Linked DNA regions of Homo sapiens: region 2 is linked to region 1. The links are chromatin loops, found by intact Hi-C in ENCODE. Cell type or tissue: breast epithelium. All regions are shown on one strand. Links, peaks and the distances in the headings refer to the core of each region. The heading gives the core; the rest is flanking DNA. Region 1 overlaps PSMG4 (proteasome assembly chaperone 4). Region 2 holds the start of LINC02525 (long intergenic non-protein coding RNA 2525).

Region 1 (14,408 bases), core at 4,368-12,367:
CACGGGCGTATGCTGCCCTCTAGTGACAACCCAGAGAAAAGCAGAAAAGGCACTGGCAGAGCCCACATTTCAGGGGCAGGAAAGGAACCCAACACCTTAAAACCAAGGATGTAACAATCTCTTTCTCTGAGATTTCAAGAGAGAAAAAAAAACAAAGCCAAAAATGGCATACCAACTTCTGCCAAAATTTTTCCTAATCGTACTGAATGATGTCAAGGATTTTTTTTTTTTTTTTTTTTTTTTTTTGAGACGGAGCCTTGCTCTGTTGCCAGGCTGGAGTGCAGTCGCGTGATCTCGGCTCACTGCAACCTCCAACTCCCTGGTTCAAGTGATTCTCCTGCCTCAGCCTCCCAAGCAGCTGGGATTACGTGCACGCGCCACCACACCCAACTAATTTTTGTATTTTTAGTAGAGACGGGGTTTCACCATGTTGGCCACAGTGGTCTCGATCTCCTGACCTCGTGATCTGCCCATCTCGGCCTCCCAAATTGCTGGGATTACAGGCACATGAGCCACCATGCCCGGCCATATCAAGGAATCTTTGATAGAAAACCAGAGAATTGCTCCCACAGAAAAAAATAAAAAGATATATTCCATATTATATATGCATGTGTACATTTGTTGCATATTATGTATATACATATACATAGACATTTTTCTAATGATCTGCAAATTAAATATATTTCATTTTATTTGGCACAGTTAACAAGATAGATCAGTATGATGTGGTTCACCAGGCACAATGCAAGGCTTTTGTTCCATGCAGTTTGCCCTTTAACAGTGGCCCTCTGCCCACCCCTCCTGGGGGTCTGTACTCTGCCCTCCTGTATGTGACTCCCGTGTGAGTAAGGGGAGTCCTCTCACTGCTTGTCAGTGCCGTCCACATTTAGTGCCGGGAAGGTCAGGCAGAAACCTGGGAGGTTTCCGAGAAAATGCTGTCCCCATTAAAATCATGTCCATTATCCCTAGCATCTGATATGCCCTGTGGCTTCCTGAAAGAGCCAGGTCTACCAGAAAGACTTAATTGGCTATTTTAGGTGTTCAGTCTTCATCTTACAGAAGGATTTGGTCTTATTGCTCATTTCCGTGGTTGTCTCTATTTAACCTGTCCCATTCACCTGGGTGAGCTGACCTTCCTATCCAGGAAGCCCGTGTGATCCGCAAGCATCCGGTATTTATTAAGCACAAACAGCACGTGCCTGTTGATGTCCTAGAAAATAATTCTTGCCCTTGAAGGGCTCAGAGACTAGTAAGGTGACAGGCACATGAACAAATAGTGACAGAAAGATGCAGAGTGTCTTTGAACGGTGGTCTGGGACCCTCAGCCTGGGAGGAGTTTGAGTATCTGGGAGACATCCCCCAAATTCTTGCTCTTCCTCATCCATATCGTCTTCAGGCCCAGAAGCACAGTGGTGTGGCTATTCCTGCAACTCTTTCAGCCTCTCCCTGGGAAGGGCTTTCTAATATGAAGTGCTGATGCCTGTCACAGCCTGCATGAGAGGTGGCTGTCAGTCTCCCTCCGTGGCTAAGGCAGGGGAATCTGTCACTCACCGAGTATCTTGGTTTTCTATTGCTGCATAACCAATCGCTCCAAAACAGGGGCCTGAAGTAGCATGCATCTACTATCTTATGGTTTCCATGGCTCCAGAGTCTGGGCACGGCCTGGCTGGGTCCTCTGCTCCAGGTCTCTCAGAGGCTACCATCAGTGGGTAGGGCCCACCACTAAACCAAGTCAGGCACTGGTAGGCTGTTTCCTCACGGGCTGTGGGGCTGGCAGCCTCAGCTCCTTGCTGGCCGTTGGCCATAGGGACCACAGTCACAAGGCAGCTCGCTTCGTCAAAGCTAGCAAGAGTCTGCTAGAATCTGCCTTTTGGAACCTTGTTGTGGAAGGAACATCTCACTATCCTGGCCGTAAATTTGATTGCTAAAAAGTACGTTATTTGTACCTTGTACCTTGAGGGCCAGCGCACACTCAAGGCACAAGGGTGGGAATTACTGGGGCCAGTCTAGAAATCCGACTATAGCACTGAGTAGATGCCCAGGTGCCAGCCAGGTCTCAGTGGCTGGGCAGGTGCTGGGGACAGCACACGGAGTGGAGCCTGGTCCTGCCCTGGAAACATCTGGTGTCTATTAGAGACACACAGACACGCAATGCGAATGTGTCTTCGGGCTACACAAGTGTCCTGAGGATGCAGGGGAAGTGCCCAAGAGAGCCTGCTCAGTCTGGACTCAGAAGGGTGGCTGGGACGGGATTCCCAGGATGTGGCCTGGAGCCCGCACATAGTGGCTCTAGAGGCGATGCGTGTTTGGCAAGTGCACTGCGGCGGGAGGAGGTGAGGCTGGATTCCTAGGGCTCGGGGAGCAGGAGCAGAGGTTCCTGGAAGGGTGAGGGTGGGCGGGTGTGAAGCAGCTTGAGGAGGCAGTGTTTGCAGAGCTTGGTGCCTCACCGAGAGGAAGGCCAGGGTGGAGGAGAAGGGTCCCAGTGGCACAGCCCCCTCTGCCAACTTTTAGGACTCCATGTCATGCCTGGAGGCTTTAGGCCCATGGGAGAGGCTCATCCTGTTCGCCTCCCAGTTCTTGAACCTCTCCAGCTCTGGTTCCTCCTACACCCAGCTGCCCCCTAGACCCTGAAAGACTTGGGTGGCCCCTTCCCGGCACTCAATGGATGCCACCTGGAACCAATCAAGCCACGGATCTTCCTGTCCCCATGCTAGTCACATTCGTGCTTTAACCTCCACTGCACTTGGACATTGGAGCTTTTCTCATCCCTGTTTTATAGATGCAGACCGAGGCTTCGGGAAGTGAAGCTGGTGGGCGGGGGCCAGGATTCTAGCCCAGGCTCATGGGCTCCAGAACTCCTGCTCCCAGCCACGGCACTCGCACCTTTGTGGCAGCAAAAGTCTGTTCTGTAGCTCACTTTGGGCTGGCTCTTTTTATGTGGGTTTACTCAAGGCTTGGAGGCTAATGGCTGATGCCCCAGTCTTGACAATCATCTAATGGAATAAACATTAACGAAGACCCTGTACCAGAAGGCATCTCCTTCCTCGAGAAATGCACAGACGGCGCCCTACCCAGGTAGCCTGTGGGAGCTCGGCTGAGCCAGCATAGGCCAACCTCACAGAGCGAGCACCAGACAGAGCTGAGGGACCCCGGTGCCATGAGTATTGGGACTGAAAGGCAGAGGACAGGAGGAAGAGGTGGGGCCCCCAGGACCTGTGCATCACCTTGCAGGCAGGAGGGAGCCATTGGAGGACTCTGAGCAGCCAGGTGATATGATTAGCTCTGTGTTCTAGGAAAATCGGTTTGGCAATGGTGAGGAAACAAAGTCTAGGGGGTGCAGAAGATGCGCCAGGGAGGAGCGCAGACCCAGGCGGCCTGGAGTGGAGGCCCTGAGGACTTGGTCATGGGCTGGACAGGAAGGAGCTGGGAAAGGGAAGAATCCAGCGAGTCTTTGTCCCCTAGGGCTGCAAGCCTGGCAAGGCTGCCCTTGTGCCCCCAAGCCCTGTGCCCATGGTGGATGCAGATGGGTGGACTGCAACCAACAGAGAGGCAGTCATTTCTACATTAGAGGGAGAAAAGGCAGAGCAAAGTGTCTTCTCTTATTTTGTTACAGGACAAAAGCCCCCAACACACACACACACACACAATCACCATTCTTCCATTGCATTCTGAGAAAAAGGCTCCAAATCTGTGAATCTTCCTGGGGTTATTAGCATAGACCTGTGTATATCTGGTTTATGAGGGCCACCTGGGAACCCTGGGACTCCCATCCTCCCTGCCCAGGTCACCTTTGCCCAAGCCTCTTTGGGCATGAGCCACTGTGTCTGGCCTGCCCATCTTTTTACTGGATTATCTGTCTTCTTTTTGAGTTATAAGAGTGGCGTGGTGGCTCACGCCTGTAATCCCAACACTTTGGGAGGCCAAGGCGGGTGGATCACGAGGTTAGGAGATCAAGACCACCCTGGCTAACACAGCGAAACCCCGACTCTACTAAAAATACAAAAAATTAGCTGGGCATGGTGGCACGCGCCTATAGTCCCAGCTACTCAGGAGGCTGAGGCAGGAGAATGACATGAACCTGGGAGGCAGAGCTTGCAGTGAGCCGAGATCATGCCACTACACTCCAGCCTGTGCGACAGTGAGACTCTCAAAAAAAAGTTCTTTATATATTCTAGTTACAAGTCCTTTATCTGATATATGCTTCACGAATATTTTCTCCCAGTCTATGGTCTTTTTTTCTTAAACATGTATCTTTTGAAGGGTAGGAGTTTTTAATCCTAATGAAGTCCAATTGATCAGCTTTTTCTTTTATGGATCCTACTTTTGATGTTATGTGTAAGAAATCTTTGCCTAACCCAACGTCATAAAGCTTTTCTCTTGTTTTCTTCTAGAAGCGTTATAGTTTGAGCTAAGTTAAGCACTTAGATTTTATTATCCATTTTGAGTTCATTTTTTTACATGATGTGAAGGGTCCAACATCATTCTTTTGCACATGAATATCCTGTTGTCCCAGCACCACCTGTTGAAAAAACTATCCCTTCCCCCTCACTGGATTTGCCTCCATCTACAGTCAGTTGACCATAAATGTGAAGGTTAGTTTCTGAACTCCCAGTTCTGTTCCATTGATCTATTGATATATACACCAACACCACACTGCCTTAAGCCGTATGGCTTTATAGTTTTGAAACTGGGAAGGCAAGCCTTCTTTGTTCTTTTCCAAAATTGTTTTTGACTACTCTGAGTCTTTTGCATTTCCATATAAATTTTAGAATTGGCTGTTTTCTGAAAAAAAAAAAAAGTCACCTGGAATTTTGATAGGGATTATGTGGAATGTATAGATCAATTTGGGAAAAATTACCATCTTTATAATATTTAGTCTTCTAATTCATGAACATGGAATGTCACTCCATTTATTTTTATCTTTTAATTTTCAGCAATGTTTTATCTTTTTCAGCATACAAGTCTTGCATTCCTTTGTTATTTATTTCTAAACATTTTATTCATTGGATGTTATTGTGAATGGCATTTTCATTTTTGGGTGTTGCTAGCACGTAGACATATAATTGACTTTTGTATGTTGATCTTTTATCTTGTGACCTTGTAGGACAGTCTTTTGGTGAGTTAGGAGCTACCTATAGTGCCAACCAAGAGAACCACAGACTAGTCAAGAGCTGGAGTTATCTACCTGCCTCCTACCTGTTGCAGGGACCTCCCTTTCAGCCCACTCAGCCTCAGCAGTTCAAAGGATACAGCCCTCTTCACTTCAAGGGGGTGCCTAACGAGCAGCCCATTAGAAAGCTTCCCCAAACCAAAGGACCAGTCTACCTGCTGCTGTGGAGCGAGGCACACAACTCCACTCCCTCTTCCTTGAGACAAGGCCACCTCTGCCTACCTCCTTCAATGAGGCCCCAGAACTGGGGACCAGGCAGCCCTCTCTAGCCTGGCCTGACACCTGAGCGCCACGGTCCCACTGCAGCCTGGTACAGCACTGCTTTCTCAGGGGCCACAGAACACCTTTGTCCCAGTAATGTGTTTTTAGGTCAAAGTGGAGAGGTTTGAGGGATAGGGGTTCTGTAAGTTTTGCGTATCTACTAATCCCTGGGACTCTTGGCTGCTCCCGTACAAGGCAGGGAGTGGAAATCAATGGCTTGCCTTCTGGACTTTGGTTATCCTGAGCTCAGAGCTGCAGTGAGTTCCTCTCTGTCAGTGCACAGCTTCATTTGGGGGACCCTTCAGGCACAATCCTCAGAGATGGGACCGTTTCCAATGGTGGTATGTGAGCAATTTCAGGAGACACGTGGGCCATCAACTCACAGTGAGGAAACTACTCTTTTAAAGTATCTTGCAGTCTCTCCAGTTATGACAAAGAGAAAGTCTCTGTTCGTGTTGGTATGTCCTTAGTACCCTCTTTAACCCTTGGTAATCCCCCAGGCCTTCAGGAAATGGCATAATTTCAATCCCTTTTGTTTTTCCTTGTATACTACTTATGGCAAGTAATATCAGCTTCCCATTTACAGTAGTATTATATAAGGCTGCCTTTCAAAATAAAGTTCTCATGGTCCCCAGCCCTGAAAAAACAATAAAAATAGGAAACATTAAAGAAAAAGATAAATTAAGTAAAAGCTTTTGATTTGATGAGGAAAAACAGTCACTGCCGTAGAGTGGCCTTGTACAGACACAGCCAGGGTGCTGGTGACATGGGACGTGTGAGGTCGGGGTATACTGGGCAGTGCCCAGGGCAGCAGGGCCCCTGCAGAGGTGGCTTCCTGGTCCACCCCGAGCTTTCCCGGGATCCAGCCCGCTAGCCCACAGCAGCAATCCCTGTGCTTCCCTCCCCCTGCAGGTGTGGCGGGCTGGGGCTGGTGCTGGCCAGCGCGGGCTTCGGCATGCTGACGGCACCCATCATCGAGCTGCACAACCAGAAAGGCTACTTCCTGCACCACATCATCTTTGCCTGCTGCACGCTCATCTGCATCATCTGCATCCTCCTGCTGCCCGAGAGCAGGGACCAGAACCTGCCTGAGAACATTTCTAACGGGGAGCACTACACGCGCCAGCCGCTGCTGCCGCACAAGAAGGGGGAGCAGCCACTGCTGCTCACCAACGCCGAGCTCAAGGACTACTCGGGCCTCCACGATGCCGCAGCCGCGGGTGACACACTGCCCGAGGGTGCCACGGCCAACGGCATGAAGGCCATGTAGCCCGGCCTGCGGAACCCGGGGCTCCAGGGTCTGGGGCAGCTTGGGCACAGGTTTACAGACCAGGGACCGAACACGCAGCCAGGGGTGGGAAAGCTGCCTCAGCCAAGCTGAGCCTCTCAACTGGTGTGGGGAAATCCTGTCTTTCCAAAAGTCCAAGGAGCGCGGGTCGGAGGAGACAAACTCTTTGGAAATAACCCTTTCAAGACTTTCTTTTCTGCCGTTAAATGTGTGTATTTATTTTGGTCATTTTTACGAGAAGCACTTTATTCCCTCTCCCTCTCACTGATCACAAATGGAATCACCTCCCTGGGCAGCGAGACGCAGTTGCTCTGGGAAGATGCCACAGTGACCAGGGCCATGGCCGGTCCCTCTGGGGAGATGGGACACGGCTCCTGGCAGCACCCAGGAGCCCCCCAGGCTGCCTGCCTGCGTGCAGAGGCAGGAGAGGACCGTGGAGCGTTTCCGGGACTGCATTTTAGACGGAGTGAAATGTACATGAATTTGGCTTTTGCTAGAGTCTGTGTATGGTTTTTTAAGGTCCTTTTTCCCTTTCTGTTTGTAAGGTAAGAGCTTCTGTTCGTGTGCAGGGAAAGCAGCTCACAGACGCCGTTAAAACCAGCTTCATCTTTCCTTCAGGATCATCCTTTTGTACTTGATGCTGGAAGCTCTTGGAGAAAAAGCTTAAACATTTCACCAGAAATCTTAATTGAGCAGCAGTCATATCGCCACAGCTTTGTGAGTACACAGCTAACAGATGCGTCGAGACCTGAGATGTGCTCGTTTTTATTCCTCCTCTCCCAGATTGGCTCCAGCAGAAAAGTCCCTCGTGCACAGGCAGCTCTTGTGCCGGCACTACTTGAAAACATGGCTACTTTCTAAGCTACAAACCATTAGAAAATAACTCAAAAAGATGGCAGAGGCAAATCCACAGAAGGGGGGCTGCCCTCCACACACACACGCCCGTCACCCACACCTTGAGCACACACCATGAAGATCACCAGCTTGGATGGCCGTCACCTCAGACATCACTCCAGGGAGCACCCGCAGGAGCTGGGCCCCCTCACGCCTGCCTTCCTGGGCCAGCTTCCTGCTTGCAGTCACTCGCATAGCACAGAGGTGGGGCTTCGGGCAGGGAGCGGAGATTCCTCATAGGTGAGTCCAAATGACCTCCAGCCTCTCGAAGGCATCAAGACAAATTGAAAGAAAGCAATAACTCACCAAAGCTCAACGCTGCCCCTGCCTCGACCTCCATGGGTCTCTTCGTGTTCCTCGTTTCACCCCAGAAAGTGGAGGTTTCCTCTTGGCATTTTCGGAGGAAACTTGTAGGACACCCAAGGCGACTAAGAGACAGCCTCCTTGGCAAGGGCAGGCACCACTTTGTAGCAACTTGGGCACCAGCTTTTCTGGACAGCCTGGCTTCTTACTGGCATTGTCCAACTCATCCCTTCTCGAAGCATGTCTTTGCCATGGGCTGTGTCCTTCCAGGGAAATTGTGGTCTCGGGCCTGGGTGAGACAATGAAGTGACTTCCAACCGACAGTTGCTAGAATTCACAGGGCAGAAAAGGGGTTGACCTTCTCCCCTTCTGGCTTTCCACCCGGCCTGCTGCTTGCTGTCGCCACTCATGTCTCCTCCACATGCGGTCCACACATCAGTAAGGGCCTGGAGATGTGTAAAGACACAGCAAGGGGCAAGCAGACTCTTGGCCACGTGTTTCCAGTGGCTGGACCACGCCGACACCTGGGATCTTGAGATACCCAGGAAGGGAGGCTGTCTGGCCAGCCTCTCCCTGCCTCCACTTGCTCCACGTCCAGCTCCTCACCTTCCCTCTTTTTTAAAGTCACATTTCCATGTTTCAACATTAGTTTGCATTCACCTTTACAAAGGCCTTTCTTTAGATCTGTGCAGCCTTTGCGTGCCAAACTTGTGAAATTCCTTTTACCTTTTTTGGAGTACTTGCTATAAAGCCACCTGTCAACAAACCCCCATTATGTACAGAATAGGACCTATCCAGTAGCCAGGCCAGTAGGCAGTTGGGGAAGGTGGGAAGGATCCAGCGAGGCCCCTGAGCCTGCACCTGGACAGGTGTACGTCTGCACCCATCACCCTCAGCACCAGGCCACCCTGCAGTCCACTTACTGTACTGTGTTGTGGAAGGATATGCTAAGTGATGAAAGTTGCGAGCAGTCTCACTGGTCGTGTAAACTTTTTTTTTTTTTTGGAAATTGAAGCTGTAGAGTGCTGCCCGAAATCTCTAGGAAGTTGGTGGCAAGGGACAGCACTCACACTCTTCTGGTCATGATCTCTGATCTCCACCTCAAATGACAATAAAAAACTGGTCCAACGAAGACACTGCTCAGCACTTCAGCCATCAGGACTAATCCATCGATGACTGGAAAAGAGGCTAGCTTTGAGGAAAACAGCCTGGGCTCTTGGGAGCAGAGTCCAGTGGGTGTGAGGCTGACTTGCCGACGGTCGGCAGGTAATGGCTCTCAGCCGGCGAGGCGGTCCCACAGCTCTCCTCCCAGGGCAGCCTGAGGAGGAGGAGGCCGGGTGCCTGTTTGGTGGCAGCTTCAGCCTAGGGATACCTGAAGCTGTTGAGCAACACCTTTATGAAATGTTGCCAGAGCAGCAACACTTCCCTGTGGGCACAGCCCCGGGAAATCCGGTACCAAGTGAGCAAGGTGGCAGGACCCACCCAAGCCTGATACGCATCTGGGCCCGCCGGGCTCAGCAGGGGAGGCTGCTACGGCTGCCCACTTCCCAGCACCGTCTGTCACGCTTGAACCCCTCTGTGCTGTTCCCTTCCTGGCTAATAGGGAGACCCTTCGCAGGCACCCACTGTTTCAACTTGACCCTCCCACCCCCTGCTACTCTCCTCCACACACCCCTCCGTTCCGCTAGCCTACCCTGTCAGCCTTTCAATAAAAGTTATGCACAAATGTGAACACCTGAGATGGAGCTGAACATTTCTTCACTTTGTTCTTTTTCTGAAGTCAAACTCTTATCAAATGCCCTAAAATTATTACCACCCAAGAGAAACAGGAAAAAGGTTACATGTTTTTGTTTACTGAGAGTAAGATCACCTGCATCTGGAAGACGGGCTGGTAAATTGGTTTGGCTACAGAACAGAAAGAAAACAAAAACAAACCTCGTAAGGGAAGTATCACACTCAGACACCACCGCTTCCTAGAGCCAAATGAGCAATCCCAAACTGCAAGTGCCATAAGTGGGCCTGTGAGGTCACACCGCCCGGCCCGAGGTATCGCATGTGCGGGGGAGGTCCACACTACAGCTGTCCTCTCGTCTAGAAGGCACCACCTCGCTTTCATGTCCCGTGTGTTTTGGAAAAGCAGTATGGTGTGTCATGTCTAGCGGCGAACACTTCCCTCCCTGTCCTTGAGGTTGTAATATAAAAACTGTGTTTCTGTACGTGTGGGTGGGAATTCTCTGACGGTGCTCGTTCATAGCACAAGCTTACGCTGAGTTCTGAACTGTCGTTCACAGCTGCGTGTCTGCATGGTGTCGCATCTGTTGTACCTTTGGGGAAAATTTGTATGTAAATGTACAGAAATAAAAACGTTGCCCCATTAACAGATTTCCTCTGGAATGTCTTCCCTACCTCACCTGATGGTATCCACCGAAGGGCATTTCACTACCATTAATGGTGAGTAATAAAATCCTCCGTGTTCATTCAGACCTCACTGCGTCACTACTTTGAACGCCTCTGTAAGCTGTGTCTTCACTCGCCCCGAGGTGGGTGGAGGGAGGCCTCTCACTCTGCTTCGAGTCCTGGTCTTAAAGGTAGTCAGAGGCAGAGGCTGGATTAAACACACACTGTTTACCAAGTGCCACTCTCAGACCACCTGAGAGACGGGGGCCATCAGTAAAATTAAGAGGAATTTTTTTCCCTTGTTCGTGTATGTTCTGCTGATCCGTGGCCTGAAGGTTCCTAGAGACGTCAAGAAATGAATATCTTACACTGTGATTCTGTGAGGAAAGACTGGTAACCCAAAACTCTCTTCTCTAATGTATTTTTTAACGAAAATGACAATATTTCTTTAATAAAGTATTTATACCAAACTCTTCTCTCCATAGCCCTGATTTTGTGTCACTCGCTATTATATTTCTAGAGAGGTGTCCACTCAGCTTTGCAAGCTGCGACGAGGCTGGCCGGGGCCTCGAGGTTAGCACGGGAAGTCTGCAAAGGAGGGAAGCACCCGGAACTACAGACTCACTCCTCCGACGTGCCTTTCCATCCTGGCCAGGGTCACTACCTTCACTTGCCTGCTGCTGGCTCAGTGCAAGACTTTTGCCTCTGGATGAACAAAAAGGGTTCAGACGGACCCCAAAGATTAGAAAGTTCTTTGCCAGTGGTCCTCAACCTTGCCTGCACGGAGGCACCAGGGGAGCTTTCAATCCTGCCAAAGCCTGGGCCCCAGACCATCTGAACCTCTGGAGAAGGCCCAAGACTGGAACCCACTCCAAGTGGTGGGATTAAAGATTAAACGCTAAAGAGTACAAATGACCAAAGCAGGTACCTGAGGTACTCTGGATTTGGGATAGAAGAGAGGGGAGAAGGGAAGACGATGAAATAACAGGAAGAGAAAGAAGGACCTGAAGCCTCTGAATCCATAAAAAGGAAGGAAATCAAACTATAATTGACATCTAAGTGCCACGGCACTTATAGTTTGCAAAGCATTTCTACCTACGTGCTTAATCCTAAAAAGAACCCACCAAGGTGGGGATTACTCCAACTTTATAGATGAGGAGACAAAGCCTAGAGAAGTCAGACTTCACAAGACCGCAAATGCAGTAATGGGGCAGTGTAGGGAGGTGCTCAAATGTAGGCCCAAGAGAGAACACAGCAAAAAAGGAGTGCCCAGAGGAGGGGTTTAGGGAGAACACAGCAAGAAGAGACGTGCCCTGGGGTTTCACTGCAATGAGGAGATAAATGCATCAATTCACAAGGCAGAATTCTGAGGAATGCACACACAAATCTAAAGCATATTTATACATCACTTTAATTCTAATTGAGGATGCACGTCACAGTCATGTCTGATTGAAACTCTTAGATTACAGTCTTCAATCCCAACAAAAATCCCATTTCATCCCTCTATCACTCACAGCCAAATGAGGAAGTATATACTGCCCACTTTGCCTCTCCTTCACCAGGTGGGTCAGTATGAGCCTTTTGGCCCACACACTGCTGAGAAGGAAGCTCAAAAGATTAACCCCTTAAAAACAAAACGGGAGCGCGGCCTGATGACAAACTGAAATTCAATCCATTTATTTACACGTACATTGTACATAAGTTTACAAATTCTCACTTCTGCCACTCAGCTAGAACTTTTCGGGGAAAGCCTCCATCTCTTCCTTGATCCTGTTTTCTACAAGTAATGCGAAGTTACTGTCTGTGTTCTGAAGGTTATAGCTGACAAACACCTGTTTGTTGGTCTTCCTGGCTAAAAAGAGAAAACACATTGATACAGCCACTCCTGAAATACTGCAGGCCCCGTGTTCCTCACAGCCACGTGCAGCTGGGAAATGCTCAGAAAGAGGATGGGGTTGTAGGGAGAAAAGAAAGCTCTAATCTCCATGCCTCTCTTCAGACAGGTGCTGCAAATGCAGACGAGTCACTCAGGCCTCTCCCAGTCTCTCCACCAGACCCAGGGTTCTGAAGGGCAGGCCCCACCTCAGCAGCCTCCCTGGAACTTGTTCGAGAGGCAGCTGCTGGGCCCCACCCAGCCCTCCTGACCCAGAAAGCCAGGATTTGGGGCCAGCTGTCTGCTGGAACAGATCCTGCAGGTGCCCCGCACTGCTTAAGAACCTCTGCCCTACACAGAGGGGTTTCTGGTGTTTTGATTTAAAAAAAAAAAAAAAAATTTAAACACAAAAAATGGCCGGGAGCGGTGGCTCACGCCCATAATCCCAGCACTTTGGGAGGCCGAGACGGGTGGATCATAAGGTCAGGAGATCGAGACCATCCTGGCTAACACGTTGAAACCCCGTCTCTACTAAAAATACAAAAAATTAGCCGGGCATGGTGGCGGGCGCCTGTAGTCCCAGCTACTCGGGAGGCTGAGGCAGGAGAATGGCGTGAACCCGGGAGGCGGAGCTTGCAGTGAGCCAAGATCGCGCCACTGCACTCCAGCCTGGGCAATAGAGCAAGACTCCGTCTCAAAAAAAAATAAGTATTTAAAATAAAATATTAAAGTTCTCCTTCAGCACCACCCCACCCCAACCAGTTCCACTTCCCTCCCTCCTACGTTTCCATGCATTTGCATATATGTGTATACACACAAATATATTTGTGTGTGTGTGCACAGATAGGCATATGGACACACACGTAATTTTCTACTGAATGTAAGTTTTAGTCCCCTTCTACAGAATCAATAGAAAATGGCTGAGGTGCACATTGGGCCAACTGCAAAAATCAAGCAGAGTCATACACCTGGAATCTGAAAGCCAATATCCTGAAAATACGTGGGCAAAAAGGCTAAAGCAGTTGGATGTTGCCTGCCCCACTGCGCGGCCTCCTCCTTTAGCCTCACCCATACGCAGGGCCAGTGCAGAACTACTCACCCCTGGAGAGGCACTGACCCACCCCCACCTCAACATATGGCAAGCATGTACTTAGCCTCATCACCAAAAGGCAAAAGGGTGGTGCGGTGAGGCTGAGGGCACCAGGCCACCTGCACCATTACTAAAGGCCGATTTAGAACACACGTCATGGGATCTCATCTGGGCAGCAGTTCTGTCCTTTCAGTTGCTGCCATCTGAGCTATGGTCCCACCAAGAACCCTGAGAGGCAGTGTGGCTCAGGGGCGCAGGTGCAGGCGCAGGCCCAGGCCCCACCGTGGCCTGGAAACCTCTCCCAGCTTTGTTTGGAAATTGAGGAGAGGGAGAGCCCAGGACCCCAAAAGCCTGTTTTTCCGCTGTACAAGGCTGCGTGATTTTTAGGGCTGGAAAGGTCTTGGGTATTAACTCACTGACTGTCCTTACAAAGCAGCCAACACACCTATGAAAAAGCAAGGCGGCGGCAAGCACAGCCTCTGCCTGAGGACAGCTGCTGAATTGTATGACATGTGTTTACGTCTCGGTAAAGCTGTTTTTTTATTAAAAAAAAAAAAAAAGGAATGTGTCCGGACAAAGGCAGCTGTTCGGTTATTCCAAGAGCTGGTGTTTAAAGAACAGCTTACAGTACTTAGCACAGAGCCTCCCACCAGTGTGCTGGGTGCAGTGTGCCCCCGAGGCGGAGAGTTGTGCCCAGTTATCTGCTCAGCCCTGCGGGGAGTGAGGAAGCCTCTTAGGCTTCCCCCACCATTAGGGACCAACCTCATCCTTTCCTAGCTGTGTTAGGCAGGCTGGGACCACTCATGTAGAGGGTGATCTAAAGGCAGGCAGTGTGGTAGGAAGCTGGGGCTCACCAAGGCTGCCTAGGAGGAGCCTGTAAGTCACACCCTGCCCTATATCCCAGGGGCAGGAACATCCCCCTTTACCCTAAGGGGGCCCCCCTGGTATTCCAACTGTTCTAACTGCAGAGACAGGATTTCTGAGGAACAACGCTGTGTCTGGAGGCACTGAGCCCCTCAGACCCAAGCTGTGCCCCTCCAGGGCCATAGGAGGTTGGGTCCCCTTGGCCACACCAACTCCTGCGATGCTTCCAGAGCTACTGAGAACCCCCCAGGCCTTCTCTTTCCCTACC
Region 2 (14,312 bases), core at 1,703-9,702, 74 kb after region 1:
GGCCTTTTTTGGGGTTATTGTAAAAATAAATAGCACACTGGTTCTGGAAAAGGTTTTCCTTGCTTTTGAAAAATCAGTGGGGCCAGGCGCAGTGGCTCACGCCTGTAATCCAACACTTTGGGAGGCTGAGGTGGGTGGATCACCTAGGTCAGGAGTTTAAGACCAGCCTAACCAACATGGTGAAACCCCATCTCTACTAATACAAAAATTAGCAGGCATGGTGGTGCGTGCCTGTAATCCCAGTTACTCGGGAGGCCCAGGCAGGAGAATCGCTTGAACCCAGGAGGCGGAGGTTGCAGTGAGCCGAGATCACACCATTGCACTCCAGCCTGAGCAACAAGAGCAAAACTCCATCTCGAAAAGAACAAAAAAGACCCAGCACTTTGGGAGGCCGAGGCGGGCGGATCACGAGGTCAGGAGATCGAGACCATCCTGGCTAACACGGTGAAACCCCGTCTCTATTAAAAATACAAAAAATTAGCCGGGCGTGGTGGCGGGCGCCCGTAGTCCCAGCTACTCGGGAGGCTGAGGCAGGAGAATGGCGTGAACCTGGGAGGCGGAGCTTGCAGTGAGCAGAGATCGCGCCACTGCACTCCAGCCTGGGCGACAGACCCAGACTCCGTCTCAAAAAAAAAAAAAAAGAAAGAAAGAAAAATCACTTTTTTGGACAAATAGGACAAAAAGAAATAGTGCCTTTTCTGCCTTTGGAAACTTACGATGCCAGGAACTGTTGCTGCAGTTTTTTCTCTCTGTCATTTCTGTGTGTCCATTTGGTACCATGTGGGGTAGGGGGGGTGCTGCTGTCTAAGAGAGCAAGTCCATATGCTGAGAATGGCAGAGTAAACAGATACAAAACAACTGGGTCCGGGGGAGCATCAGTGAGATGGTGTGGTAACCAGCCCTGAAGCTGCATGAAGTCTACACCAGCGATTCTCAAACTGTTTGGTCTCAGGACCCCTTTACACTCTTAAAATTACTGAGGACCCCAAGAAGCTTTTGTTTATATGGGTTATATCTATCAGTATTTATTATGTTATTAATTGAAACCAAGAGAAATTTTAAATATATATTTATTAATCCATTAAAAATAAACCAATTTAATAATAAATATATTTTTGTGAAAAAATTGTATCTTTCTAAAACAAGAAATAACTTAGCGACAAGTGGCATTGTTTGACATTTTTGCAAATCTCATTAATGTCTGGCTTAATACAACACAGCTGGATTCTCATGTCTGCTCTTGTTTATTTTTATTTTTTCCTTTGTCAAGATGGGGACAAGGCTGGTTTCAAACTCCTGGCTTCAAACGCCCACTTCAGCCTTCCAAAGCACTGGAATCACAGATCTGAGCCACAGGGCCCAGCCTCATGTCTGTTCTTGTATTCGATCTGTTTTGGTATGTTGGTTTGGTTGAAGTATATTAAAAAAAAAAAATCTAATTTCACCCAGATATGTCGTAGCAAAATGAGCAGTATTTTTATGTCTTTCCAGGTCATTGTAGATATTCTTTGTTGATACTACACTAAGAATGTAACAAGTGGTAGCTCCTTAAAGGTCATTTGCAATGTGGAGTCTGAAATTATCTCCAAAAATGATTTATACACTATGGCAGAGATCAGCAATTTTTTTTCTGGAAAGGGCCAGATAGTAAATATTTTCCACTTTGTGGGCCATACAGTCTCTATCACAACTGCTGGACTCTGCTGGTGTGGCACAAAAGCAGCCACAGACAATGCATGAACAAATGAGTGTAGCTGTGTGCCAATAAAACTTTATTCACAACACATTTGGTAATAAAGTTTTTTGTAAATAAACACTGACTTCTGCTCTGTTACATTAAAGTTCATCTGCAACTTGCACATGGAATGGATGATTTTGACCATGTAGTGCCTTGAAAGGGTTTCAGGGACTTCCAGGCATCACTAGACCATGTTTTGACAACTACCACCATAATGTTTTTGTTGTATGAGATCACAAGTCCCTTATTATTAAAGTCACTTTCAGTTGGGTTTTCTGTTACTTACAGCCAAACACATCATAGCTGATAAACTAGGAGTACCTTCACAAGCCAGAAATCTGCATACTGGTTTCTATCTTGGATCCTGGGAAATGGTAAACCCAACCACATTGACACCCACCAATTTGATGTGCCAGCGGTAGAGTAGAAATAGCAAGACACATGTTTAGGCTCAAAGGTACCAGGGCAGCCTCATGGAGCCTCACTGGGTTCCAGGACATTGTGGGAGAGATTTGAAGAGTTTTCCCTATTTTCACTTGGAAGAGCACAGAGGTAGCTGAGAGAAGGCCAGGAGAACCAAAGATACCTCATTATCTAGACAATGGGAGAAAGCAGGGTATGTCAGCATGGAATTTATTATGGAAGACTCTAGGGGAATGTGGGCATCTCATCAGGGGCCAGCACGGATTGATGGCAGTGAAGAAGGAATGCAACCTCCCTCCCCTGCCATTACTCTGGCATCACACACACCTTCCCTAACTTCACGTCAACCTCAGATAGACAGAGAAGTTGACTAAGGGTCTCCTGGATTGATAAAGATTAACCAACATTGACTAAGTTGAAGTTGTTGCTGCCAAACAGAAGAAGCCTCTTGAGTTAGAAATTAAGGTCAATTTTAGGAAAGCTTTAAAATTTTTTATACACCTGTATTTATGTACTAAACATTCATATTGTCCAACAATAGATGTCATCAAATTAAAAAATTTTGCCAACTTGATGAAAAATGATATCTTATCCTTTAATTTATATTTCTTAATTATCAGTGAGGATGAGCATCATTTATATTATCGAGGGCATTTATTTTTAAATCCACCATAGTGATTTTGAACCCAGTGTGATTAATTTTTGTAGTTTAGGATATAGTACTATTGAATCTGCAGACCCACCTATGTGTGCAGACACGGTGCTGCCACTTCCACCTGCAAAGTGAGTAGTTTACAGATTGGCAAGCACTGAATAGGCCACCCAGGAGACATATTCCTTAATTCCAGTTGACCTTCTTCCCTTCCTGTATGGTAACACAGTCTATCAGGGAAGTTACACTCCGTTTTCATATGCGCATCGGCCTGCCCAAGCCTCCTGCTCACGTGGTTGGCTGGTTCCTGGAAACAAAGCCAAGGCACTAGGTGCAGTGGCATCCTAGTGTCACTTCCAGCATTTCTCTTCTACTTCCCAAGGTGAGATAAAATCAACACATACTTCTTTGAATCTAGACACCATGTGAACAGAAGCAATAATTCTTAATGTTGTGCTATTTCTTTTATTTATTAAGACAGCCTCAGTTTGCTGGCCAGCAGAGGTAATACCCACTTATAAATTCCTTTCATTAAAAACCAAAATGGACACAGGGTAAAGAAAGCTACATCAAACCCCACCACTCTAACACAACTGTTAGTTTCATTTTTTATATCAACACCTAGTCCTCACTCAACTACATAGATATTTTACATACTTACAATGCTGTATCATTAACTAAGGATCTCCCCCCGAGCATTGAACATCAGTCTGCTATATTTAGTCTACAAACATTATAATTTATAAAAATAACAATATTTTGGTACCAGTACCATGCTGTTTTGGTTACTGTAGCCTTGTAGTATAGTTTGAAGTCAGGTAGCATGATACCTCCAGCTTTGTTCTTTTGGCTTAGGACTGACTTGGCGATGCGGGCTCTTTTTTTGGTGTTGGAACAGAACAGAGCCCTCAGAAATAATGCCGCATATCTACAACTATCTGATCTTTGACAAACCTGAGAAAAATAAGCAATGGGGAAAGGATTCCCTATTTAATAAATGGTGCTGGGAAAACTGGCTAGCCATATGTAGAAAGCTGAAACTGGATCCCTTCCTTACACCTTCTACAAAAATTAATTCAAGATGGATTAAAGAATTAAACGTTAGACCTAAAACCATAAAAACCCTAGAAGAAAACCTAGGTATTACCATTCAGGACATACGCATGGGCAAGGACTTCATGTCTAAAACACCAAAAGCAATGGCAACAAAAGCCGAAATTGACAAATGGGATCTAATTAAACTAAAGAGCTTCTGCACAGCAAAAGGAACTACCATCAGAGTGAACAGGCAACCTACAAAATGGGAGAAAATTTTCGCAACCTACTCATCTGACAAAGCACTAATATCCAGAATCTACAATGAACTCAAACAAATTTACAAGAAAGAAACAAACAACCCCATCAAAAAGTGGGCGAAGGACATGAACGGACACTTCTCAAAAGAAGACATTTATGCAGCCAAAAAACACATGAAAACATGCTCACCATCACTGGTCATCAGAGAAATGCAAATCAAAACCACTATGAGATACCATCTCACACCAGTTAGAATGGCAATCATTAAAAAGTCAGGAAACAACAGGTGCTGGAGAGGATGTGGAGAAATAGGAACACTTTTACACTGTTGGTGGGACTGTAAACTAGTCCAACCATTGTGGAAGTCAGTGTGGCGACTCCTCAGAGATCTAGAACTAGAAATACCATTTGACCCAGCCATCCCATTGATGGGTATATACCCAAAGGACTATAAATCATGCTGCTATAAAGACACATGCACATGTATGTTTATTGCGGCACTATTCACAATAGCAAAGACTTGGAACCAACCCAAATGTCCAACAACGATAGACTGGATTAAGAAAATGTGGCACATATACACCATGGAATACTATGCAGCCATAAAAAATGATGAGTTCATGTCCTTTGTAGGGACATGGATGAAATTGGAAATCATCGTTCTCAGTAAACTATCGCAAGGACAAAAAACCAAACACCACATGTTCTCTCATAGGTGGGAATTGAACAATGAGAACACATGGACACAGGAAGGGGAACATCACACTCTGGGGACTGTTGTGGGGTCGGGGGAGGGGGGAGGGATAGCATTAGGAGATATACCTAATGCTAAAAAAAATATATATATATATAGTGGATTTGTGTAATCCTTGGTCCTTGGCTACTGTGGAATTCAACCATCATCACGTTTCTATTTTCTTTTCTTTTTTTTTTGAGATGGAGTTTCACTCTTGTTGCCCAGGCTGGGGTGCAGGGGCATAATCTCGGCTCACCGCAACCTCCACCTCCTGGGTTCAAGCGATACTCCTACCTCAGCCTCCCGAGTAGCCAGGATTATAGGTGTGTGCCACCACGCCCAGCTAATTTTGTATTTTTAGTAGAGACGGGGTTTCTCCCTGTTGGTCAGGCTGGTCTCAAACTCCCGACCTCAGGTGATCTGCCTGCCTCAGCCTCCCAAAGTGCTGGGATTACAGGCCTAAGCTATCACACCCAGCCCACATTTCTATTTTCTAATTTATTTATACTTTCATTTATTCAACAAATATTTATGGGGCTAGGCACCAGGGGTGCAAATATAAATAAAGACACTGTTCCTGCCCTTATGGGTCTTACAGTCTAGGATGAGAAATAGACATCATCATCTAATTTTTATGCCTTTATTTATTTGAGTTATGTATTCATAATATATTTTCACGAGCATCAAAATACAGAATACCTATTTTTTTCATGCTAATTATGAGCAAGTAGCCACATATGTGTTTTGGTTGGTTGCATTACTTTCTCAAGGCTACAAAAGCAGGACCATGCAGGATCTAGAAGACTTGCTGTCCATTTTTGCGGTATAATCTCTAGATGGCACATGCTCCCACTTCTGGCCACAGGATGGGTTGTCAGATAAAACATTCTTTCGAATGAGAAAAACAATTAAGCATTGAAAATGTGAGAACAAGAAAACATAAGATAAAAATAGAATTCGCCAGCCTGTTTTATGAAATATCTGTTTAACTCGTTGAATTTAAAGGTAGCAGTTTACCATATTCCATCCTGTCTGGACTGTACTACATTTAGGATGAGAAGTCAGCAAAGTAGTAGTAACTAGCTGTATCACTTATTCTAGTTTTGAACTCTAGGCCATTTGTGAAGAAAACCGGAAAACTGCTTCATGTTTCAAGCCTAGAATCAATCATTAACCCGTTTGGAAAAACTTCAAAAATTTATTTTTAAAAAGCCTTATAACCTACAAGTTGAAAGAATAGCACAGCCAGTCTCTGCATACCCTTCCTCTGCCTTCAGTAGTTTTTAACATTTTGCCCATTTTGCCACGTTTGTGTGTAAGCTTTTTTTTTTTTTTTGCTGAATTATTTGAAAGTAGATTGCAGACATCACGACGCTTCACCCTAAATGTTTCAGCACGCACCTCCTGGGGACAAAGGCATTCTCTGATGTAACCACAGTGGCAGCACCACACCCGAAAAATGTATCACTGGTATTCAATAGGGCCACCTCATATCCAGCCACTAGCTGTGGCACCCTGGGATTATGTCAGCCCTGCCCTGCTGCTTGGGCACTGAGCCCTGTCCCTGCCCTGTCCCTGCCCCATCCAGAACTAATAGTGTGACTTGGTGCACCATCATGTCCAGAGACGGAGCCTGCTGCCTTCACCCACCAGCTCAAACCGCTAGATCCAGTGTCTTCCCGATGAATATCTGTGTCTGCCCTTCCCCATCCCTGGGGGCCAGCACCACAGCTAGTGTAGTCGGCTGCCTCTTGATGGCGACCTACGCCACGCTGCAGCTGACCATGGATATTTGAAAGGGGCAAGTGAAGATGTTAATCATTGAGATGGCTTGGATTTGTGTCCCTGCCCGAATCTCCTGTTGAATTGTAATCCTCAGTGTTGGACGAGGGGCCCTGTGGGAGGTGACTGGATCATGGGGGCAGATGGTGACTGGATCATGGGGGCAGATGTCCCCCTTGCTGTTCTTGTGTTGGCGAGTGAGTTCTCGCGAGATCTGGTTGTTTGAAAGTGTGTAGCACCTCCCCCTTGGCTCTCTTCCTCTTTTTCCTGTCATGTGAAACATGCCTGTTTCCCCTTTGCTTTCTGCCATGATTATAAGTTTCCTGAGGCCTTCCCAGCCATGCTTCCCGTACAGCCTTCGGAACTGTGAGTCAATTAAACCTCCTTTCTTCATAAATTACCCAGTCTCAGGTAGTTATTTACAGCAATCCCAGAACAGACTAATACAACCATACATAATATGACTGGCCACTGACATTTCCAACCTGTTCTTTGCACAGAATATTGCCGAGAAAAATGGCTTTCAGCAACACCCACGAGCTTGAATGTCATTAATATTTATTTCGGAAGAGAGCAGCTCATAAAAGCAAAGTGCCTTTGAGCTTCTCAGTAAAGTATAGAGGCAATGCTTCGGTTGGATGGAGATCAAATTGTTAAAGGCGGTAAGGGAGTGGGCTGCCGTGACCCTCATTTCCCTCGCTCACTTAGTCCTTCAACCTAGACCTGTCTCTTGCAACAGGGAAAGGAGAGCAAGTTCTTTACGTCTCTGTGGCCCCCTGCAGAGACCATCACAGGACGGAGCACAATAAGCAAAGAAGCCACACCAAGATGAATAGACCTTGTGACCCAGAGTCATGCCGGCCCTGGGCCTTGTCCTGGCCAGTCCCAGGGCCGGGGACCGGCAAGGACTCTGCAGAGCCCTTTGCCTATCAGGGGAGTGGGTGGGTTGCTCAGATCCTGGCGTTTCTCGAGGGGCACAGGCTCATGTGAACAAGGAGGAGTACTCACTCCTTGCTGCGAGAACAAAAAGCCTGGGAGAAAAGGAAAAGGCAGGGGAGTGAATAAAAATAGAAACAGGCTCAGTGCTCTGACAGGCAAGATCCTCAATGAATCGGGCCCTTCAGTGAGTGGAAATATCTCATTTGAACTAGAATCCCACGGATAAGCTTTGGGGCTGTTTTCGCCACATTAACGCCCTGACAAAGGCCTGCACTATTGTTGATGCAGGAAATGAGAGGCGCTGGCTGGATTCCCCCTTCCTCCCTATTTATGCAGACGGTCCTGGAGGCTGTGTGGTGGTTACCTAGGAAACAGCTTGGATGTGAAACTTCAGAAACTGTGCTGTCAGGCAGCAGGGGATGCGATTGCTGATTTTTTGCTGGCATTGTGTGATGCCAGGCCATTTTATTAACCCCTCTGAACCAGCTTCCTCACATGTAAGCAGGAGATAATATCTACCTCTTTGTGTGTGTGTGTGTGTGTGTGTGTGTGTGTGTGTAGCACCATAGCTGGTTGTAGAACCCAGAAGACGTTCAATGTAGATGTTTTCCCCTTCTCTTCTACCCATCTCACAAGCTTGCTGCACTTAACAGGCACCACTGAATAAATAGGATATAGATATGATATAGAAACAGCTTTGGCAATGAACGAGAAGTTTATTGAATTACATTTAAAGCGTAATAAGGAAGTTCCTTATATGGTGCTAGATGATCCATCTTTTGTAAATTGAAAAGTCATTTAAGATACAAATACTTCTAATTCGTCACTTTGGTAAGCTTAAAAATTTTTAAATGTAGGCCGGGCGCCGTGGCTCACGCCCGTAATCCCAGCACTTTGGGAGGCCGAGGTGGGTGGATCACGAGGTCAGGAGATCGAGACCATCCTAGCTAACACAGTGAAACACCGTCTCTAAAAATACAAAAAAAAAAAATAAAAAATTAGCCAGGCTGGTGGCGGGTGCCTGTAGTCCCAGCTACTCATGAGGCTGAGGCAGGAGAATGGCGTGAACCCGGAAGGCGGAACTTGCAGTGAGCTGAGATTGCGCCACTGCACTCCAGCCTGGGCCACAGAATGAGACTCCATCTCAAAAAAAAAAAAAAAAGTTAAATGTAATAGTCTGGATGTTCTTTGAATAAGCACAGCCACACAGTAAGTGTTGAGGGGCCTCATAACAAGCACCCCTTTTGGAGATGAGACCCAAAAGAGAGAGGGTGTGGGAGTCACATCTAGCAATAGCGAAATGCCTGCATAATCGCCGATGAAATCCATGTTACCGAGTTGGGCAGCAACAATAGGCCTTTCAGTGTCGCCCTCCTACCCCCGAACTGGAGAGACTTCACACGCCCCCCGCAGACAGTGCTGGGTGACTGTGGCCACTGCCGGCCTCAGCACTGAGCTCCCGGATCCGGCTTTTGCTGCACGGCACGGGAGCCCCAAGCACACGCTGTCTGCAGGCCGACCGCGGTGAGGTTCAGCAGTATAACTAGAGGTTGTTGACCAAGTGAGCATTAAAGATTTCAAAGAAGTCAAAACTAGAAGCTTCCAGTTTAACAAAGCAGATGTTACATGGACCACAGACTCCCCCTTCATATTCTCCCAGCTGCTGGGAGTTGGGGCCGCTGCTGGCCCTCAGAGAGCCCCTCTCTTAGAGTCGTCTTCAGCTAAAGTGAGCAGCCCACCCACAGTCACAGCCCCTCCTCAGGGACGGCTTAGGGCAAGTGCTGGGCCCTGGGGGATAGTACAAAGGTTTAGTTCCCTTGCCTCAGTTTGGGGCACCTCTGAGGGTCGTCTGAGCTCCAGAGACACTTGGGACAGACCGGGACAGTCCCTAGGAATGCACCACCTGACTCCTGGCATCCCCAGTCCTCCATTCGTCATTCTCTGACATGCTTCACATGCAAATCTCCTTCTGAGTCTGTTTCCCCAGGAACCAACCTGAAACAATTCATTTCAAAGTAACTACATCATGTGTTCAGATTATAAGAAGGTGATGGACTTCATCACATAGAACTGTATCTGGAAACCCATGTTCTTTGGTCATTTTTCTTGATACATGATCATGTTTCTCATTTTAAAAATTATTCTCGGCCGGTTGTGGTGGCTCACGCCTGTCATCCCAGCACTTTGGGATGCCAAGGTAGGCAGATCACCTGAGGTCAGGAGTTTGAGACCAGCCTGGCCAGCATGATGAAACCCTGTCTCTACTAAAAATACAAAAAAAATTAGCCAGGCATGGTGGCGGGCGCCTGTCATCCCAGCTACTCGGGAGGCTGAGGCTCAGGAGAATTGCTTGAACCCTGGAGGCAGAGGTTGTAGTAAGCCAAGATCGCGCCATTGCACTCCAGCCTGGGCGACAAGAGCCAAAACTCTGTCTAAAAAAAAAAAAAAAAAAAAAAGAGAAAAATTATTCTCTGCAGAATTCCTATCTATCCGATGTTGGACCTCCAGCCCAGTCCTCATTTTCTTTTTTTTTTTTTTTTGAAACAGAGTCTTGCTCTGTCGCCCAGGCTAGACTGCAGTGCCATGATCTCAGCTCACTGCAACCTCTGCCTCCGAGGTTCAAGTGATTCTCGTGCCTCAGCCTCCCGAGTGGCTGGGATTACAGGCGTGCACCACCATGCCCGGCTAAGTTTTTGTATTTTTAGTAGAGACGGGGATTCACCATACTGGTCAGGCTGGTCTCGAACTCCTGACCTCAGGTGATCTACCCTCCTTGACCTCCCAAAGTGCTGGCATTATAGGCGTGAGCCACCGCGCCCGGCCAGTCCTCATTTTCTTATCAGTTCTTTCCTGTTTGCCATCTCCTTCTCTTCTTACTGCACTTTCTAGGAGACTCACTTGACCTATTTTCCAAGGTCTCCATGTGTTCGTTTGTGTTTTTATATAGTTCTCAAGAACTTTTCTTTATTCTCCAAATTGTATTTTTTACATCTTCCTATTCTTATTTCATGGATTCTCTATCATCTCTTCTCTGAGGAAATTCATGAGGTTTTCAAAGATGTTTTCTTCCCTCTACATAATTTCCTCTATGCTTCTGTTTTTACCCCTGTTTGCTTGTTAGGATATATATATATACCCCCCCCAAAAAAAATATATATATATACCCAAAATATATATATACCCAAAATATATATATACCCAAAAAATACATATACCCAAAATATATATATACCCAAAATATGTATATACCCAAAATTTATATATATACCATATATATATACATACCATATATATATACATACCATATATATATACATACCATATATATACCATATATATATACATACCATATATATATACCATATATATATACATACCATATATATATACCATATATATATACATACCATATATATATACCATATATATATACATACCATATATATATATATACACCATATATATATATATTTATTTTATTTTATTTTATTTTATTTTTTTTTTTGAGATGGAATCTCTCTGTTGCCCAGGCTGGAGTGCAATGGCACGGTCTTGGCTTACTGTAACCACCACCCCTCCCAGTTTCAAGCAATTCTCCTGCCTCAGCCTCCTGAGTAGCAGGGACTACAGGCGCATGCCACCACACCCGACTTATTTTTGTATTTTTAGTAGAGATAGGGTTTCACCCTGTTGGCCAGACTGGTCTGCCCTATGATGTCAGGCTCTGTTCATTCTGTTTCTGGAGAATTCTGACTGATGCCTACACCTTTGAAAGGTGACTCTGCCACTCTGTCAGTCAAGAGCTGGAGCCTGTTTCTCTATCTCTTCAACCTAGGTTTGACCACATGATTTGCTTTGGCAGATGGAACGTTAGCAGCTGGGGACCTTTCTGCCACCACAAAAGCCTAGATTATCCTGATGGACGATGGAAGACACATGGCTGTTGTTCCAGCTGACATCAAGCCAACCACTGGACAAGATAGGAAAGCTCTCCTAGAACACGAAGGCCCGAATGAACTGGCCCAGAGCAGAGAAACTGCTCAGCCAAACTGCCAAGCTGTGATTAACAAAGGCTTCATCTTAATCCACCAGATTTTGGGGTGGTTTGTTACACAGCGAATGCTAACTGATACAGTCATTATCATTAGGTCTTTCTTGAGCTGATCATACTTCCCAGCATAGAATACGCCAATGTCCTGCTCCTTATTCCTGGCTGCCAGCATTGTAAGAGCTGAGTGGAAGGCTGGGGTTTTCAGCACTCAATATGTAAGTATTCCCTTCATTTTCTAAGCAAGTTAGGGCAATTTATGAAGCTTTAGAGGGCACACGGGGTCCACATAGAAGACTGCCCTCATTTCTGACATCAAGTACAAGTTTGGAGGGTTCCCAAAACCACCCTCAGCTTCAACAATTTGCTAGAAGGACTCACAGAACTCACTGAACGCTGTTGTACTCACAGTTATGGTTTATTACAGGGAATAGAATACAGCTTAAAATCAGCCAAGGGAGGAGACACATGAGGTGGAGACTAAGAGGGGCCCAAATGCAAAGGTTCAGGTTGTCCTTTCCCGGTGGGGTCCTACACACTGTTAACTCCGCCCTCACCAGCATTGATGTGTGACAGCATGCCCAGAGCATCACCAACCAGGAAAGCCCACCTGAGCCTTTGGGGTCCAGAGTTTTTATCCGGGCTTGACCACACACCGCCCCCATGGCTGGCCTTTACTGCCCAGCCCCTCCTGGAGGCAGGGCTGATACCTTTCATCTCCAGTCCCTGGGAGATTGGAACTGATAGCATGTGGCACAAAGCATATGTCATGAATCACATTGTTAGGCTGTCTGGTGGCTAACCCCCCCCAAAGCAAAGACACTCCAGTTAGTCAGGACATTCCAGGGGCCTAGAGATCGCCTCCTAGGAGCCAATGGCAAAGGCTGGACCTCTCTTTGGGCAAAATCAATTTTTCACTACATAAACTACCCTCTGGCATTTGGCCAAGGCTTTCTTATACAGCAAAACAATCGTCTTTGTTTAGGCATCTATAGTTAGTGTAGTGTTTATTAGACAGATAGAGCAATAGTGGGCAACTCATCTGTCCTATAAAGCCATTACATACATTTTCATATTTTTATACTGTTAATAATTTGATTACTCTTTTCCTCCCTTGATCTGCTGTTATTTGTACCTTCTGATAAATTTATACTGAGCTATTTAGCATAGAAATTAGGTAATAGTCAGCTAAACCCAGTTCTTCCTCAGGCCAGTCATTTTATTACAACCTGAAGAGAAGTTTTAACTCAATCTCTCAATATATTTGATCATCAATATCAGCATTATTCTAAGACTTGTTTATATAAGGTAGTTGACTCTTATTGGTAATGAGGCCAGTATTAAATCACATCACAGTATGGTAACCTGAAAAATAAATGCCAAAAGATATCATCACATTACCAGAGTCCTACTTAGTCATTATCAATTACTCCAGTTTCATCATATCGTATGACCAAAATGTCCATCAATCATCAATCGAATGACCATCAGTCATTATATCATATGACCAAAATGTCTCCTGAGTGCTAACACTCAGGTTTGCAGACTTTCATTCGACATGGTCAGGTTGCGAAAGCACATGCAGTCTCAGCAATCCATAGCTCTACCTTTTCAGGCATCAGGTATATTACTGTGGTAAGAGACAGTAACAGCCAGGAGCGGTGACTCACACCTATAATTCCAGCGCTTTGGGAGGCCAGTGGGCGGATCACTGGAGGTCAGGAGTTCGAGACCAGTCTGGCCAACATGATGAAACCCCGTCTCTACTAATAATACAAAAATTAGCCAGGCATGGTGGTGCATGCCTGTAATCCCAGCTACTTGGGAGGCCGAGGCAGGAGAATCGCTTGAATCCAGGAGGCAGAGGTTACAGTGACCCAAGATCACACCACTGCACTGCAGCCTGGGCAACAAGAGTGAAACTCTGTCTAAAAAAAACAAAACAAACAAAAAAAGAGACAATATCATCTCTCGCTCGGAGTCTTTCTTGAAGCGCCAAAGTAAATGTCAGATCTCCCTCATGGCATAAACCATTTATCCATCCCTTTGCTCTTAGCTGCCTTTCCCCTTCTCTCTATTTATCATTTCATTTTTTCCAGCGTTTCCATCTTTGGAAAGGACATTAGGTTTGGCCACTGCGCCGGTATAGACTGCCAGAAGCAAGCATGGCGAAGCAAGGACTCCTCCCCGAGTCCTTTCCCACTTATATAGGATAGGGGCACACAGGCACAGAACTAGTGAGCTCTCCCAACAACCAGGTAACACAGCTGCATTCAACACTAACGCCAATTTTGCCAGACGGTGAAGGCACAGCCCACACCATCAGGCCCCCAGGAATTCTGACACAAAGCTTTAAAGGCCTGGTTCTAGCTTCTTGCTTAGGGATCATCCCTCCTTCTGGCACCTACCATTGCTGCCATGATCCTGGAGCCGCTGCATCAGGTAGGAAAAACGGAAGGTGAAGTGACATAGGGAAGAACTGTGTGGTCACATTAGCATCCCCCCATCCCTGCCTCCCCAGATCCCATAGAAAAGTCGAGGACTGTGTCCAGTGTGCACTCTCTTGGGCTCCTCTTGTGGAGTGTGTGCATGAAGGCGTGTGAGCCAGCCCTTCCCGCCTTTATCACCCTGTTTTAGACAACGCATGTTTCAATTGCCTGTTCCACTTCTCTATCAAACTTTTATTCTGAGGGTTAAA

What was found. Peaks named below come from ENCODE experiments on the same cell type or tissue, not always from the same donor. Only the 100,000 strongest peaks of a DNase experiment are listed, where the experiment ranks them.
Region 2: it touches region 1 in a loop (21-fold over the local background); 8 of 110 quality-filtered maps call a loop at or near these places.

Annotation. Positions count from the first base shown.
Region 1 is chr6:3,265,348-3,279,755 of GRCh38, reverse strand. PSMG4 (proteasome assembly chaperone 4) reads right to left here. Exons shown (of 3, transcript NM_001128591.2): 3 at 11,707-12,165. The coding sequence ends at 12,044. It overlaps SLC22A23 (solute carrier family 22 member 23), which reads left to right. Exons shown (of 10, transcript NM_015482.2): 10 at 6,344-10,783. The coding sequence ends at 6,701. Among named protein-coding and RNA genes, the nearest start is that of PSMG4, 14 kb to the right of the region's middle. RefSeq lists enhancers at 76-135, 12,972-13,471, 13,472-13,973. In breast epithelium, for the core only: no CTCF peak of the experiment used is centred there; a DNase peak (open chromatin) is centred at 9,292; H3K27ac peaks cover 372 bases.
Region 2 is chr6:3,188,347-3,202,658 of GRCh38, reverse strand. It overlaps LINC02525 (long intergenic non-protein coding RNA 2525), which reads left to right and starts at 6,892. Exons shown (of 3, transcript NR_038296.1): 1 at 6,892-6,993; 2 at 11,429-11,832. RefSeq lists enhancers at 6,051-6,604, 7,159-7,712, 7,713-8,268 and silencers at 7,770-8,064, 9,330-9,624. In breast epithelium, for the core only: no CTCF peak of the experiment used is centred there; no DNase peak of the experiment used is centred there.